Linked DNA regions of Mus musculus: region 2 is linked to region 1. The links are chromatin loops, found by intact Hi-C in ENCODE. Cell type or tissue: left cerebral cortex. All regions are shown on one strand.

Region 1 (8,000 bases):
ATTTCCATGTGTTCTGAGACTCAGCCGGCCACCCCTGGAATCAGAGGTCTGTATTTCTCAGCAGCTCTCTCAGTGTTTCTGATGCGGCCTGTCTAGAGCCGTTTTCCAAATGTTTGTCCTAGGACCACTGACCCTGAAGCCCATTTTCTCTGTGTCTGTCAAAGTTCCACACTATCCAAAAGGCAGTTTCAGCTGAGTAACTGCAAGAGACTTCCAGAGGGATAACTTGCAAATGTGTGCTAGGGTCTCCAAAGAACGGCAGAGAACCCCAAGGTGGGTCACACAATGCATAGCAACTGTCGGTATTTTAAACTCAGGAGGTCAGAGGGTGCTCCCCAGAATCAGAAGACAAGAAAGGACCCCCCAGAAATACTCATTAGTGGAGAAATGTAGCCAGTTAGTTTGAGCCAAATCCACCTAGAATATGGAAGGCCAAACAGCTATTGTCCATGGCCACGTAGACCAGCCTTCAGGGGGTAGCGAAGAGGATGGACAGTGCTGGAGGAGCACTCACAGGAAGAGCTTCTAGACCATGCATTCTTCAAATTGCACGCAACTTTGTTTGTTGCTTCATGTCTCCTCACTGTCTTTATTGCCAGCGACAACCCAGGCAAGCAATGCCAAGTTGTTTGCCTCTTCCTTTTCCTCCTCCCCCCCTCTTCCTCCTCCTCCTCCTCTTCTCTTCCTCCTCCTCCTCCTTCTCCTGTTCTTCTTTTCATAGCCAATGATATCAACGAGTATTCTCTATAGTACGTGTACAGTGATGGATTTTTTTTGTCTCTGTCTCTAACGTGTGTGTGTGTGTGTGTGTGTGTGTGTGTGTGTGTGTGTGTGTGTGAGAGAGAGAGAGAGAGAGAGAGAGAGAGAGAGAGTTTTGATGTTTGATGTCTTATTTTTCCACAATCTCTACCTCATTTTAAAAAGCTGTGTTCATCATCCTCATCATTAGCATGAGGGTATATGATGTGTATATATGTGTGATGTCTTTATGATACAATACTATAGCATGTGTGTGGACGTTAGATCACAACTCTGTGGGATTGAGTTTCTCTGCTCACATTAATGTGGTTCTGAGGGTTGCGCTCAGGAAGTTAGGCTTTTGTGGCAAGCACCCTTTACCCTCTGAGTCTTCTTTCCATGCCTCCTCTTTATTTTTCCAGACAGGGGGTTGTTCAATGAACTCGGAGCTCTTTGCTTCAGCTAGAGTAGCGGCTAAGTAAGTACTGGGAACCCTCTTGTCTCCACCTTGCCATCACTGAAATTACAGGTACTTGTCACTGTGTCTGGCTTTCACATGGGGTGCTGGGATCTGAACTCAGGTCCTCAGCTTACCCAGCGAGGGCTTTACCCACTGAGCCATCCATCTCCCCAGAGCATTAAAGGAGAGAACACTTCAAAGTAGGTGCATTACAGTTTTACAGCAAAGGAAATTAATTTACAGATTATGCAACTGACCAGTCACGCAGCAATATAAGCGATAAGTGATTGACTGGAGACCGCATATCTTACACCAGAGCCCATGCTATCAGCCTCTGCGTTTTCCCAGAAAAACACACATCCGAGTCACTCTGGGTAACTTCAGTGTGTGTGGTACTTGTTTTCTTGTACATAACTTTGTCATCATTCACAAGGGTGTTTGTGTTTATTAATTATTACAGGTTTCCTCTTCAGATCCAGGAAGCACCTTGGGCCTTGTGGAGCAACTGTTTTCCGCACGATTTGCCCTTCTTTTTTTTCCCCCCTATGCCCTGTGTAATGAAGAATGCAGCTCAGAGCCATTGTAGCAGTTCACTCTGAATGAGGGTTTCTCCAGGACTTGGTTCTTTTAACGGTAAGCCCAGGACAGATCCCGATGTGGCTGGGGTGGTTGACGATTGCCATGTTTTTAAAGCAGGCACAATTTTATAATGAGAAGACCAGACATTCTCAAACCACATTAAAAAAAATCAATAAAAATTAGAAACATGTTTGGAAAAGATACACACATGATGAATGAAGACTTAAATATATCGTTCTTCATACCTTATGAGCCTGGGATCTGGTTAGGGTTCATCTCATGGCATCTTAAAGCATAATTCATGAGTCTTCCTTAGGATCATTGGAGAGGCAGAAGTCATGTGATATGATGGGGAAGAGGAACTGGAAGACAGTTTGTTCCAGACAAGTCAGCTTGGCATCTAGAGATGTCAAGTGATGAAGGATGCAGGCTGTTGCAACAAAGCCCAGAACCCCATCTCCTTTAATCAGGTCCTAAGCATGTGACACCTGTCTCAAACACAGATGATGTTTATTTCACTGTGTTGTAACCACTTGTTTGTTGTTTGTGTCCCTTGCTAGACAGAAAGACCCTTGAGGACAGCATGCAGCAATCTGGAGATTTACAGTTGTCCCTGTTCCGTGGTCCTAGCTCAGTGACTGTTGAAAGCATCTTCAGCTACAAAGGAAGGGCACTTTCTCAAGGTCTGTGTTTGGGCTTTCTCAATTCAGAAAAACCTGTAACTTTCTAAGCCTGGTCTGAAGACATCAGGTATTCAAGTGGGCACAGGGGAGGCATAACTCCCTACACTATAAAAGGCGTTCCTGCTAAGCAATTTCCAACCTTGTCTGCCTCTGAGGTCTCTCTTGACTCTTCTTCATTCCTCCACCTGCCTTTTCGATTATCTTGCTTTTGGATCTCAAATAACCTTACTTCATCCTTAATGTTTGGCAGGATGCCAGGCAAATGAAAAAAAAAACAAGTGATTTTTTTTTGGGGGGGGGAGGGTTTGGGGTTTATTTTGGGTAGGGAAAGGAAGTAATTTAACTCGCATAAGTGGTGAGGCTTCTGTAGGAGACCATTCAAGAGTTGGTGTCAATGTGTATGTCCTGAGAAGGTGGTAAGAGGGACCTTGGGACACAACTCACTTTGAAATGCATTCCCGTTGTGCTAGCATGCTGCATGTCCAGATGAATTTGTTCTATGGCTAGAATCGACAAGATTGACGATCGTTTCAGGCATAAGTAAGGCTGAGTTATGGTTCTACTATGTACCCAAAGTCCGGATAGGAGGCAAGATCTCTGGAACCCCAAGACTGGTGTCCTTTGCTCTCTTGCAGTCCTGAAGTCTTACAGCCTGCAAATGTCTGGCTCCTGCAATGCCTGGCGTCTCCCATTTTTCTGATACTAACCGGACGGACGCGAAGTGAGAAGCATGGGTTTAGCTTCTGGAGAAAGTCTCCCAGTGCCCGGAGACAGTGGCTGAGAGAAGAGAAGAAATGGCAAGAAAGATAAAGCATGGCTTGGGGCTTCTTTACCATTAGGGGAGAAGATACCCACTTACAAGTGCTATTAAAGCCTGTGGTTAGATTTCACCAGTGTAAATTATTCACGGAGAACTGCCAAGGGTTTTCCCTCCCTGCAGGGTGAACAGCTGGCATTCTGCACTTCCCTGCCTTGCTAGTCTGGTGGGTTTTTTGAAGACTAGCGCCCTCTGGGGGTTGAAGTGAGAAAAACCAATCTAGGAAGAAAAAAGGAGGAAGGGTTTTTGCCCTTGGCTGCTCTTACCTAGTGATGAAAGCTGAGGGGCTTTGGAGAGAAATACTTTGTAATGCTACACTGAGTGTGTAGTGCCACATGACCTTGGGGCTAGTGGTATTTGAGGCTGCTTAATTGTCTTAAGCTAATGTGGCCTCGGCAGTACCACATCCCATGGAAGAGGTTTCCAGGGTATCTAGAGAGCCAGGCTCACTTTCTGTGTTTCCTGTAGGAAGGTACGAGGTATAACAGGACTCAAGACTAAGCTGAATGTGACTGTATGAACCTGAAACATCTAATACTTGGGAGGCTGAGGCAGGTGGGTCACTGGGAGTTTGAGGCCAGCCTGGACTGCATAGGAACTTTTGACACAGTCTAGGCTTCAGACGGAGATGCTGCCTCAAAATGAAAGATTGAAGGCTTGTCGAGAAGACAGGGTGGGCAGTGGTGGTGGTGCACACTTTTAATCCCAGCACTTGGGAGGCAGAGGCAGAAGGATCTCTTTCAGTTTGAGGCAAGCCAGATTTCTATATCAAGTTCCAGGCCAGGCAGGGCTACAAAGTAGAACCCTGTCCTGCAGGAGGAGGAGGAGGAGGAGGAGGAGGAGGAGGAGAAGGAGGAGGAGGAGGAGGAGGAGGAGGAGGAGGAGACGACAATATGTCAGACATATGACAGAATGGCTATATGACTCCTGGAGAAAGCGGCCTAGCATTTGTAAAAGCACTCAATCCATACAGGAGTCAAACTTACCTCGTTGATTTCCTTAAGAAGAGGAATTCTGTCCTCTGCTTTCAAGGCCTTGCTTGAACTTACTGGTAAGTTACTAATGTGTGACTCAAACTGTTACAGAAAGGGCCACGTTGGGGGAAGAGGCAGCAGGGAGGAGATGGAGGGCTTGCACAGCTGTGACAGAGGAAGCCTGAGAAGTCTGCCCGCGGCGATGCTGAGCATCAGAGAGAGGATGCCAGCCTCCTCGCCTCCTTTTCATCCCTCTAAAATGGAATTCCAAAGCTCAGGCCCACAACTCAGTCTAAGAGGACTTTGCTACACCTCAGCATCTCAAACACCCATTTGGAGAGCGGATTGTGTCTCTGCTTTCTGCATTCCAGTCACTGTGATGTATTTCTACGACTATATGTGTGTGTCATATATGTATGTGACTATATGACATATATATGTATGTATGTATGCATATATGTATACACACACACACATATATACACATATATATGACTAGATCTCTGCCCTCTTCTGCAGCTGAGGTGCTGACCCGGAAACTGAGGCAGACAGCAGTGGACGGACCACCTGAATTCTCTCCATCCATACTCTTTCATTGGTTCACCTTCCAGCTGACTGTGTGGGTGTGTATGTTTGCTGGCTCCCTCTGGAGCATGAACTCTCTAAGGTCCTGGGTACTGCAAGTTAGTAGTGCTATGGAGATACCAGAACAATCTTTACCAGCCTTCAACTAGTGGCTCGTATTTAAACCCACCACATCAGCTATAGACTGTAAGGAGAATAACATCACGTCCAGGGCATTGATGAGGCCAGACTTAAAGGCAATGGTGTAAGACTTTTACATGTGAGTGCTCTGGAATTTCATAAAGGCAAAAGTGGACGTCAAAAAGCCAATGCTAATTACAGGAAAGAATTCTCCAAAAAAAAAAAAATGTTTGCCATTGCCTCGAGCAATATGATCTAACATTCACTGTATGAACTCTGTCTCAAGAATTCAAACTTCTCCTCTACAAGATCCCGAAGCCTCAGAAGAGGATTTGTGTTTACTTCTTTCTCACTGGATCTCAAATGGCTACCAAATTTATCTAGTGTATTACATCACCATTGTCTCTCCACCAAGACCAAGGGCCAGAATTCAGGGGAGACCTCTCTAGGTGGGAGCTTACTCCTGTAAGATTGCTATCATGTCATGGTCACCAAAAGGCTTAACAGAGAAATGACTTCCAGGACTGTTTCATTACATGCTTAGTGATCGGAGCGATGTCACAGTGAGACTCTTTATGGATCTGCCAAGGGTCCCTGTGGCCTGGTAGTTCCTGAGGGTGAACCATCTAAACGGCCCAGTCAGCAGCTCTATGCAGTACTTCTCTGACCCGATCTCAGGAGCGAGACTCTATCACGTGTACTGTGTCTTTGGTCACACATGTCAGTCCTGATTCAGCATGAGGAGACCACATGAGCTATGGACACCAGGAAGGGAATGAGGTTCGCCGGGGACCATCTTGCCCCCTGGTTATTAAGGGATTCTATAAACATTCCATAAGAGGTTTGGGGTCAGGGGCACTGAGATGGTCCAGTGATTGAGAATGTTTGCCATATGGGTTTGATTACTTGAATTCGATCCCCAGAACCCTGAAAAAAAAAACAAGAGATGCCCCTAAAACAAGGCTTAAAAAAAGAACGGATTCCTGATATTCTTTAATCTCCATATACATCCATGTGCACTCACGCTCACACACACGTACACACACTAGCCAATATGAAGAAAGAGGTTTTAGGAAGAAAATATATGGAACAGCAGAACATTCAATCATATCGAGATGGGCTTTTGACTCTCAGGCCAAAAAATATTTAAAACAAAATTTTTTTTATCATCTAATTCCCCATCGTGACATTTACCCCAGCAGGCAGTGACCTACACCCTCTAGGTCAAACATTTTATAGCCTTCAGCAAGCTTTGCTCTGATAGAAACCCCTTAGCAACAAGCCCAGCAAATTGCAATTATAAAAACATGTCTGCTTCTCAGGAGGAATGCTGAGTCCTCAGTCAGCTGGCTTTCATCTGAGAGTCAGACCAGAGCTTGGTCAGAGTGTTGCTACAGGCAGGTGTTTTCTGGGGCAGGATGTGGTTGCACAGTGGCGCTCGCTCTCTGTCAGTCTGGGCAGAGGGATTCCACTGGCCTGATTGTTGCACGCTTGCTTCCTGAACAGGAAGTCCCTACCGCTTGGTGGACAGGTCCGTCCAAAACAAAACTGTTTGTATCCCAAGCCCCATCCCTGTGCTGAACCCCGAATGCTGTGGAACAGAGGTGACCCACGGACTCGATCATCAGCTACCACTCCCTATGGAGTGTTTACATTTATCACTCACTGGCTAACAAAGTCAAGCTATTTCCCCCGCAGAAACAAAAGCATAAACAGAAACACAGAGGGAGCAGCACTGAACAACGGCAGAGAAAATGACTGGTAGACTGGCAGACTGGCATATAGAGCCTTAGCAAACAGCTGAAGGCATGACCCAGGGCCTCCAAGATTATCTTGTAGAAAGAGGTTTCTTCTTCCCCTCCTCGTCGTCGTCCTTCTCCTCTTTTGCCTTCTCCTTCTCTTTCTTCTACTTCTCTCCTCCCCTCCTTCTTTCTCTCCCTTTCATTCTTTGTTTCTTTTTTTCTCGTTATTTGGAACTATACACACACATACACACACACACACACACACACACACACACACACACACACACAGAGAGAGAGAGAGAGAGAGAGAGAGAGAGAGAAAGAGAGAGAGAGAGAGAGAGAGAGAGAGAGAGAGAGAGAGAGAGAGAGAATTCTATTTCTTTAGTGGGCAATAGGTTAAAATGTATTGCTGTTACCTTTGAGCTTTCTTGAAAGAACACTCTGCAGTTAGCATTATCCTCCTCTACCCTCTGCTGAAGCATCCTGGTACACTCTTCTCCCATTTTACAAACATGTTTTCACAGACCATCCACTCCTTGGCATTGTGTCTGTTTCCATGTGCTGGCCTGTTTGGTTATGCCCGGTTGACCCACCTGAAAGATAAGCTTTGGTAGGCCTGAAGGTTCACATTCATAATCCTGGACCGGGAGGCCGAGAGAAAGAGGTTTCTTCAAGCTTGGGGTCAGCCATGGCTGCATGGTGAGGTCCAGGCCATGGGAGGCTACAGAGTGAGATTCTGTCTCAACAAAACAAAACAAAACAAAACAAAACAAAACAAAACAAAACAAAAAAAAGTAGCCAAATGAATAAGTAGTGAAGTCTATAAGAACACAAATTTTGCTTACTTTGCTGTTTGTTACCCCCCTCCACAAACCTAGAAAATAAATGACATTATGTTTGCTGATAAATAATTATTTTTTAAAAAGTTCTGCAGCAAGTCAGTTGTAGGCTGCTAAATCACTTCCCCAGTCTTTTGAGTCCAGATTTGACACATCTTTCACCTTCTGTAATCTGTACCACACGCTATGCTATTCTGGAGTCTGAGGCAGGAGAATCACAAGTTCAATTCCAGCTGAATTCCCTGCGGAGGGAGTTCAAACCCAGCCCGTGGCACTTAGCAAAGCGCTGTCTCGGAATCCAAAGTGAAGACAGGGCTAAGGATAGGTCTTGGTGGTGAAGCCCTTGGCTAGTCTGCCTGAGGTTCTCGGTTCAATTCTCAGTACTCGCAAAGGAAAAGAGGACCCAGATGCCTAGACCTCAGGAAGACAAGGCTTCAGGGCTGTACAGGAAGATGACTAA
Region 2 (8,000 bases), 71 kb before region 1:
TGTTTATGACAATGGCACACCTGGTGCCCAGAGCCATCTTAGAGTTGGCTTCCTACAGTACTGGTATCTCCAATACTCTGGGGCCTTCTACTGCAACGAGGCTTCACCAATAACCTCTCATAGGTTCTCTCCATGGTGCCAAGCCTCAACTTCTTTTCATGACCCCTTCAGTCCTGGGCTGTCAAGTGCAACTGAGGCTGCATCTTCACCAATGGCCTTCCATGGCCTCTCAGAGTGCCAAGCCTCAGCTGCTCTTTATGTTCCCTTCATCCCTTCAAAACCAGTAACACCTGAGTGATGGGGATGGATGTAGATGAGGTGAAACCCAGAACACCTCTCATTCCCTGCAAGGGAAGACCCATGCCTGTAGCCAGAAATGTTAGGATTAGAGCAAAACCCTTAGTAGAAACTGCTGTGATTCTCATTTGGAAGACCATGGACTGATCTGTCAGCAGTGTTATTGGAGGTAGCCTTTTTCTTTCTCCATTGTGAAGTTGATGGTCCTTGGGCAGACTTCAAGAAAGGGTCTGAGGAGACAGACCCAGGAAGAGTGTAGCAATAACATTTGATTTGCGATTAAGAAGGCTGGAGTCATAATTAGCCCTAAATGGGACAACTCTATCACCCTCTCCAATGCTCAGGGAAGAGGAGACAGAAAGAATGTAAAAGCCATTCTGGGCTTGACATAGCTGTTGTCTTCATGTGGTGACCTGCACTAGAGCTGCAGGCGACTGGGCATTCATCAAGTGTGTGGGAGGGTCCCCTGAGGCCCCACCCCTCCCTTCAGGACTAACAGAAGTTAGTGCTTGCCAAGGGAGTAGCTATCATCCTCTGCAGTGACACGGAAGCTGACAAGTTACCCATGCTCCAGGAAATAAACTCCCACCCACGCTCAGGCAGGCGACTTACCTTAGACTGAGTAAGTCACACACAAAAGAAGACATGAAAGAAGGAGGGGCTCTTCGTTGAGACTAAGGGTTTCAAGTGGGAGAAAGAGAAGGATAAGACTATTAAAATTCATTACATACAGGTATGGAACTGCCAAAGAAGAAAATGATGAAGAGCAGCAGCTGCCGCCACCGGGAGTGAGTCAGAGGTGGCCTGCAAGCCTGCAGGAACCTGGCCCTCACCAACAGAAAAGGCGGAGGACAGACACCTGACAAGAGTGTTCTCTTCCCTCCACTAAGTGTCTTTTACAGTTTACATGTTGATTTGGGAGACTGTTAATTCTGGGATATGCGGGGGGTGGGGTGGGGGGAACAACTCCAACATTCTGGACCAAATTTAAAGCAACCTTTATTAAATATTAGATATTGACCAAGGGATGGACCTTAGTTGGGACCATTTCACAGAACTTCCCACCTGAGAATGGCCTGAGCCATGGGTTGCAGGGGCAAAGGGCAAACCTATAGGCCACTGTACTTTCCCATGATGCTTTGCTGTTTCCTAAGAACTATAATTCCCAGCATTGCAGGAAGTTACTGGGTTTCTGGGCAGGTAAGGCTTACAGGTTAATTTTGGGCATTATAAGACAAATACCAAAATATTATCTATGATACTATTGCTTTATTTTATTTTATTTTCAATTACATATGCTTGTATGTGCATGAGAGTGCAAGTGCCCACAGAGGTTAGAAGGAGGTATTAGGTATCCTGGAGATGGAGTTACAGGAGATTATGAGCTATCATATAGATGTTGGAATTAAACCTCAGTCCTCTGGAAGAGCAGCCAATGAGCCATATCTCCAGCCCTATCAACCTGTTGGGTTGTTTAAAAATAATTCTTTTATTTTTATTTTTAAGTATGTGTGTGTTTGTGTGTGTGTGTGTACATGGGTGCAGTACCCTAAGAGACCGGAAGAGAACATTGGATTCCCCCCCCCCCCACCGCCCCCACCTCCCGAGCTGGAGTTACAGGCAGATGTGTCCCTTGGAAACCAAACTCAGCTCGCCTAGAAGAGGACTGGACTATCGAGCCTAAGCGCCCATCTAAGTCTTTGTATCCAGTCTTTCTGCAACCCTGGAAGCCTTTTTACCAAAAAGTACATTCTTTCATCCTAGCTGTTTTTTGTGACTAGCACCTGCTGAAAAAAAAAAATAAGAAAGAAAGAAAGAAAGAAAAAACCCAAAACATCATCAAAACAACAAAAAGCCAAGCCCACCAACAAGAAACGGATATACACAAAAGCCAAGAAAAACAAAACAAGCCCCCCCAAGCCCCAGCTATTCATCAAGATAGGAAAGAGAAACACCCAACTCCTACCTGCGCTTGGTGATTGCTTGGTGAAAAATAAAAGTATTTTTCCTCTCATTCCTTCTTTTGTGATCAAATGAATAATGAAGGGATTGAGCCTTTGCTAGTGTGCATGCCCCTGCAGGGAGCCAAGAAACAAATAGGTTTCCTAAGGGTATAACCCAGCCTTTTCGGCTTTTCCGTCATCACGTGATTGAGGGCTTCTGCTTCCCACTTAACCTGCATCCTTCCCAGACTGATTCATGGAACCTCAAGGGCTCTACAGGAAAATTCAAACATCAGCTTCTCTCTGCCATAGGACTTCCATCCGAAGGAATGGTTCCTTGGTTGTTGCCTTCACAGCCCTCACATCCGGGCTGGACCTGGCAGAAAGTTGACATTTGACCCCTATCTAGAGCATAGACGATGCTGGCAGCCGTATGTCCTCACTTTTGCCATTCCGGTGCCTCCCTCGGGGCACAGCCAAGGTTCCGAGATGGGCATTTTCAGGAGGAAACGATTTTATTTGAGGTCTTGGCAGGGAGATGAGAGGAGGAGGCGTGCCACCTTCTGTAACAAAAGGCATTTCCCAGCCTTAGACACACCCTTAGGCCCAGATGTACACTCCCACTCCTGTCAATCCAACTGCACTGACTAGCAACCCTAATGCCTGCTGCTTCCAGGCACCCCGCAGCCTGCGTCTTGTTTCCACTATTTCCTCTGCCTGTCGCAGGGAAAGCCTCACTACCAAGAGCCTTCAAACACAGTTCCTGTTACTAATTTTGCCCCAAAGGGTACCACAGTGATTAACTTAATGCTTCCCCAGGGATGACTCTCTCTGTCTGGGGTCAGGGTGGGGCTGGATGGATTTTCTTTATTAAGGATGGTGGGAACCCTCTTTTGAGCTTTGAAGTCTCGCCTTAGATTTTTTTTTAATTTTATTTTTTATTTTTGATAACTACAAAGGGACAGGAAGTCTCTTTTTACTCCTCTGAGGCTTGCTGTTCTCCAGGGGCATGGAAAATGTACACGTTGTTAGCCCCCCAAGCCTGGGGGCTGGGGCCCGCGCTCTGCCGGATTGTTTTTATATCCCAGCAAAAAGCATCTGTGTGCAGAACAGCAGCTGGTCTGCTGCTGCCAACTGCACGTTCCCAGTACCAATGTAAGCACTTTCCTTAGAGGTTAAAACCCCCAAGGCACTGTTTGTGTTTGGAGAAGAAATGCTCTAAAAATAGTAAGTGGGGGTTTAAAGTCTCTTCGTCAGATGTTCGGAAGCACGCTGACCTGGTGCGCTGCTTCTTAGAACCAGAGCTCATTGGCAGGTTGCTGTGCCTTGCACCTACGATTCCTGACTCCTTCAGTAAGCTAGCTGGTGAAGAGCTGGAGAATCTGTATTTATAATAAATCCCCGGGTGGGGCATTGATGTTGCTGATTTTAAGAACACACACTGTTGTAGCCAGTCAAAAGACCCTTACTCAGAAAGACCACAGAGACCGCCGCCATCGCTGCAAACCGCATGAGGATTTTTATTGATCCAACATGTTGGGGACACCCCTCTCAGCACGCAGGCCAGAGGAGAGACCCAGAACAAAGAAAGATCACATTTTTTATACCTTTGTAAGGGGCAGATTTGAGTAACAGGGTTCTTATTGGTGTAGCAAGTAACCCTTTCAGGCATTGGTTGGTTTGTATAGTGACTAAGTAACCCTATGGCCCAGTGACTACTTTGCTTGCCCCCATGGTGGGTTATTATGATTTGGTCAGCAAAGTAATAGTACTTTAACATCACAGCTATTAACGTCAAGGGAATTCTCACAACAAGCTCAGGGTGGTTTGTGGTCTTTGTCAGAATTCAGTGTGGGGCAGGGGTCAGGAGAATTGCTAATCTTGTTATGGTTACTTCTCTGAGAACAGCTAGTATTGTTTTGGTAGTTGCAAGCTTAATCATTTTGACCACCAAAACTATGTTTTTACATTTGTTTAGTCAGCCGGCTTCCCTATCTGGCTCTGCACGTGGCCTGCAAGTACAGTTTGGAAAGTGTTTTTCGAAGGAGGAAGGTACTGGGTGGTCTTGAATTCATTTTGGATATTACAACACAAAGAACCACTGGTCTGGTGTATTTCCCCCCAGTCTGTTGTTGGCTGCAGGGTGTAATACAGACACAGGGTTTATTACCAGGGAGAGGAGGGTACCATAGCTTGATGCAATTCCTTATTACCTGTGTCGCCAAGAGCAAGTAGCTTAACCTTGCTGGTCTCTGTTTCCTCCCTTCCTTGACAATCATTTCTATAGAGCTAATTTATATCAGGATCTTAATTATCTTGTTTTGTGGAGGGCACATGTTTATAAAACGTTGATCTTTCTCCCTACCAATATTTTTTCTCATTGTCATTTAAAGAGTCAGTTTTGGGACTGACAAGATGGCTTAGTGGGTAGAGAAGGCTTGCCACCAACCCTGATGGTGGGAGCTCAATCTTTGGGACTCACAAGGAAGAAGGAGAAAACAGACTCTGATCTGTACACATTTAAATTGGCACGTGAGCCCTTCTCCTCAAATAAAGTCACACACACACACACACACACACACACACACACACAGAGAGAGAGAGAGAGAGAGAGAGAGAGAGAGAGAGAGAGAGAGAGAGAGAGAGAGAAAGATACACACACACATCCCATACACATTTTTTGGCCAGGTTAGACAATGCTGGGGAAAGATATCAGATTTATGCATCTCTCTCTCTCTGGACTGAGTTGGTGACTGTGGGAAGGGATGGGACTTGACTACTGCAACTTGTCAGAGCACAGTAGGCCACTGTGAATTGCAGCTCTCAGACTCCTGGTACCATCCCATAGTCCAGCACATGGGAGCTAAAAGTCCAAATAACAACAATGCTGTCTGAGGACTTGGAGGCAGGTGACATTGTGGTAGGGATTTGTGGATTTCGATGTGTGTTTGTTCTCTGTTTTTAACACCTTCCATCAGATAAGTTCCTGTCCTGTTTCTTCAGATCCCAACCTGTTTTCCATTTCCTTGGGGAGCCTTTGAAATATGTGGCTGGATCTGGATGTTATGAACTTGTATGGAGTTCTGCACAAGTCTTTATAGTTTCATTTGATTGCAATCCAATTAATGTAAGGATCCTCCCTGAATGATGCGCCCTGTGAAAGCAAACTCCATGCTTAATCTCTTCCCTATACTTGTGTAGTATGCATTTCTTGACTTTTCATGAGACATTCAGAGACTATCCTATAAAAGTGTGTAAGTCATAAAAGTGTGAGATTAAAAAAAATAGCAGGTGCAAATGAATCACATTTTCTTGATCCATTCTTTGGGAAACATCTGGGTTGTTTCCAGTTTCTTGCTATTACAAATATAGCTGCTATGTACCTGGTAGAACAAGTATCCCTGTGGTATGGTGGAGCATCTTTTGGGTACACGCCCAGGAGCGGTATAGCTGGGTCTTGAGGTAGAACTATTCCCAATTTTTTGAGAAATCACCAAGCTGATTTCCAGAGTCGTTGTACTGTTGTGGCCGGCCAGCAGCTCGCAACGTGAACGTGACTGAGATGGCCACTCGAGCTAAGGGAGGAACTAGTCGGGGAGAAAGAAGAAACGGAGCCAAGACAAGTTCATCCTGTTCAAAGCTCAATTTTACTAGTTCTGACATTCAGTTATAAAGGAAGGGGGAGGGAACCCGATTCCCGCCAACTGGTCTTGGAGTCCAGTAGCAGGGTGAACACGTGTGTGGCTCCAAGCAGCAAAGCAGCACGGTCCAGCAGTGGGCGTGGCAGAATGAATGAGCGGGAAACTCCACCCCTGAGCCAGCAGGTTCCAGGCTGGGGGTGGGGAGGCTGCAGTTGTACAAGTTTGCACCTGCAATGGAGGAATGTTCTCTTCGCTCCACATCCTCACCAGCATTTGCTAACTCTTGAGTTTTTGATCTTAGCCATTCTGATAGATGTAAGGTGGAATCTCAGAGTCATTTTATTTGTATTTTCCAGATGATTAAGGACATTGAACATTTCTTTAAATGTTCCTCTGACATTAAAGATTCTTCTGTTGAGAATTCTCTGTTTAGCTCTGTACTCTATTTTTTAAGATTGGATTATTTGTTTTCTTGGTGTTTAAGTTCTTGAGTTCTTTATTTATCAGTCCTCTGTCAGATGTAGGGTTGTTGAAGGTCTTTTCCCATCATGTAGGCTGCCTTTTTCTCCTATTAATTATGTCCCTTGCATTATAGAAGGTTTTCAGTGTCATGAGGTCCAATTTATTAACTGTTGATCTTAGCGCCTGAACCATTTGTGTTCTGTTCAGAAAGTTCTCTTCTGTATCAGTGCATTCAAGGCTATCCCCACTTTCTCTTCTATTAGTTTTAGAGTATCCAGTTTTATGCTGAGGTCTTTGATCCACTTGCACTTGAGTTTTGTGCAGGATGATAAGTATGGATCTATTTGCAATCTTCCTCATGCAGACATCCAGTAGGACCAGCACAATTTGTTGAAGATGCTTTCTTTTTTCCATTGTATGGATTTGGCTTCTTTGTCAAAAATCAAGTGTCTATACATGTGTGAGTTTATTTCTCTGTCTTCGATTCAATTACATTGCTCAGTTATTAAAAGCAAGGACATCATGAAGTTTTCAGGCAAATGGATGGAACTAGAAAATATCATCCTGAATGAGGTAACCCAGCTCCAAAATTATAAGTAGATATTAGCCATAAGTATACATACAGGATACCCAAGCTATAAACCAGAAACCCAATTATGCTAAATAACAAGGAGGGCTCAAGGGAGGATGCTTAATCTCACTGAGAAAGTGTCCTAGTCAGGGTTTCTATTCTTGCACAAAACATCATGACCAAGAAACAAGTTGGGGATGAAAGGGCTTTTTCAAGCTACACCTCCACATTGTTGTTCATCACCAAAGGAAGTCAGGACTGGAACTCACACAGGGCAGAAACATGGAGGCAGGAGCTGATATAGATGCCATGAAGGGGTGCTGCTTACTGGATTGCTCCCCTAGCTTGCTCATCTTCCCTTCTTATAGAAGTCAGGACCACCAGCCCAGGGATGGCATCACCCACAATGAGCCCTCCTCGCTTGATCACTAATTGAGAAGATGCCTTACAGCTGGGTCTCATGGAGGTATTTCTTCCTCAAGGGAGGCTCCTTTCTCTGTGATAACTTCAGCTTGTGTCAAGTTGGCACATAAAACCAGCCAGTAAAGGAGGAGAAACAAAATAGTCATTGGAGGGGATGGAGGGAAGGAACTGGTTGAGAGAGGGGCTGGGGAGGGAAATGGGGAGTTGGTCATCAGGTGTAGGGAGAGAAGGGGAAAGGGGGCTGTGAGAGTGAATGGAAATTTGTGGCAGGTGGGAGTGGGGTGGGGGTGGGGAGGCTGCCATATCATTTCTAGGATGTGTCAGAGACCTGGGACAGGGGAGGCTCCAGGTAGACTATGAGGGGCCTCTAGCTGAGATTCCTTGTAATGGGGGATATGGAGTCTGAAATGGTCACTTCCTGTGGCCAGACAGGACCTCCCAGTAGAGGGAAAAGGATACCAACCCACCCACAAAACCTTTGACCCTAAATTTGTCCTGCCTACAAGAAGTTCCGGGACAAAGATGGAACAGAGACAAAGGGAACGACCAACCAATGACCAGCCCAACTTGAGACCCGTGCCGTGGGCAGGAACTAATCCTTAAGATTTAATGATACTCTTGTTATGCTTGCAGACAAGAGCCTGGCATATCTGTCCTCTGAGA

The links. Peaks named below come from ENCODE experiments on the same cell type or tissue, not always from the same donor. Only the 100,000 strongest peaks of a DNase experiment are listed, where the experiment ranks them.
Region 2: a loop joins it to region 1, with 2.7 times the contacts of the local background. A loop is called at or near these places in 4 of 42 quality-filtered maps.

The regions. Positions count from the first base shown.
Region 1 is chr17:43,226,600-43,234,599 of GRCm38, forward strand. No RefSeq gene overlaps it. Among named protein-coding and RNA genes, the nearest start is that of Adgrf1, 40 kb to the right of the region's middle. In left cerebral cortex, a CTCF peak has its summit at 3,461 (motif pointing left); a DNase peak (open chromatin) is centred at 3,439.
Region 2 is chr17:43,155,507-43,163,506 of GRCm38, forward strand. E130008D07Rik (RIKEN cDNA E130008D07 gene) reads right to left here and starts at 2,785. Exons shown (of 6, transcript NR_045155.1): 1 at 2,264-2,785; 2 at 910-971. In left cerebral cortex, no CTCF peak of the experiment used is centred here; DNase peaks (open chromatin) are centred at 2,859, 3,406 and 3,659; H3K4me3 peaks cover 772 bases.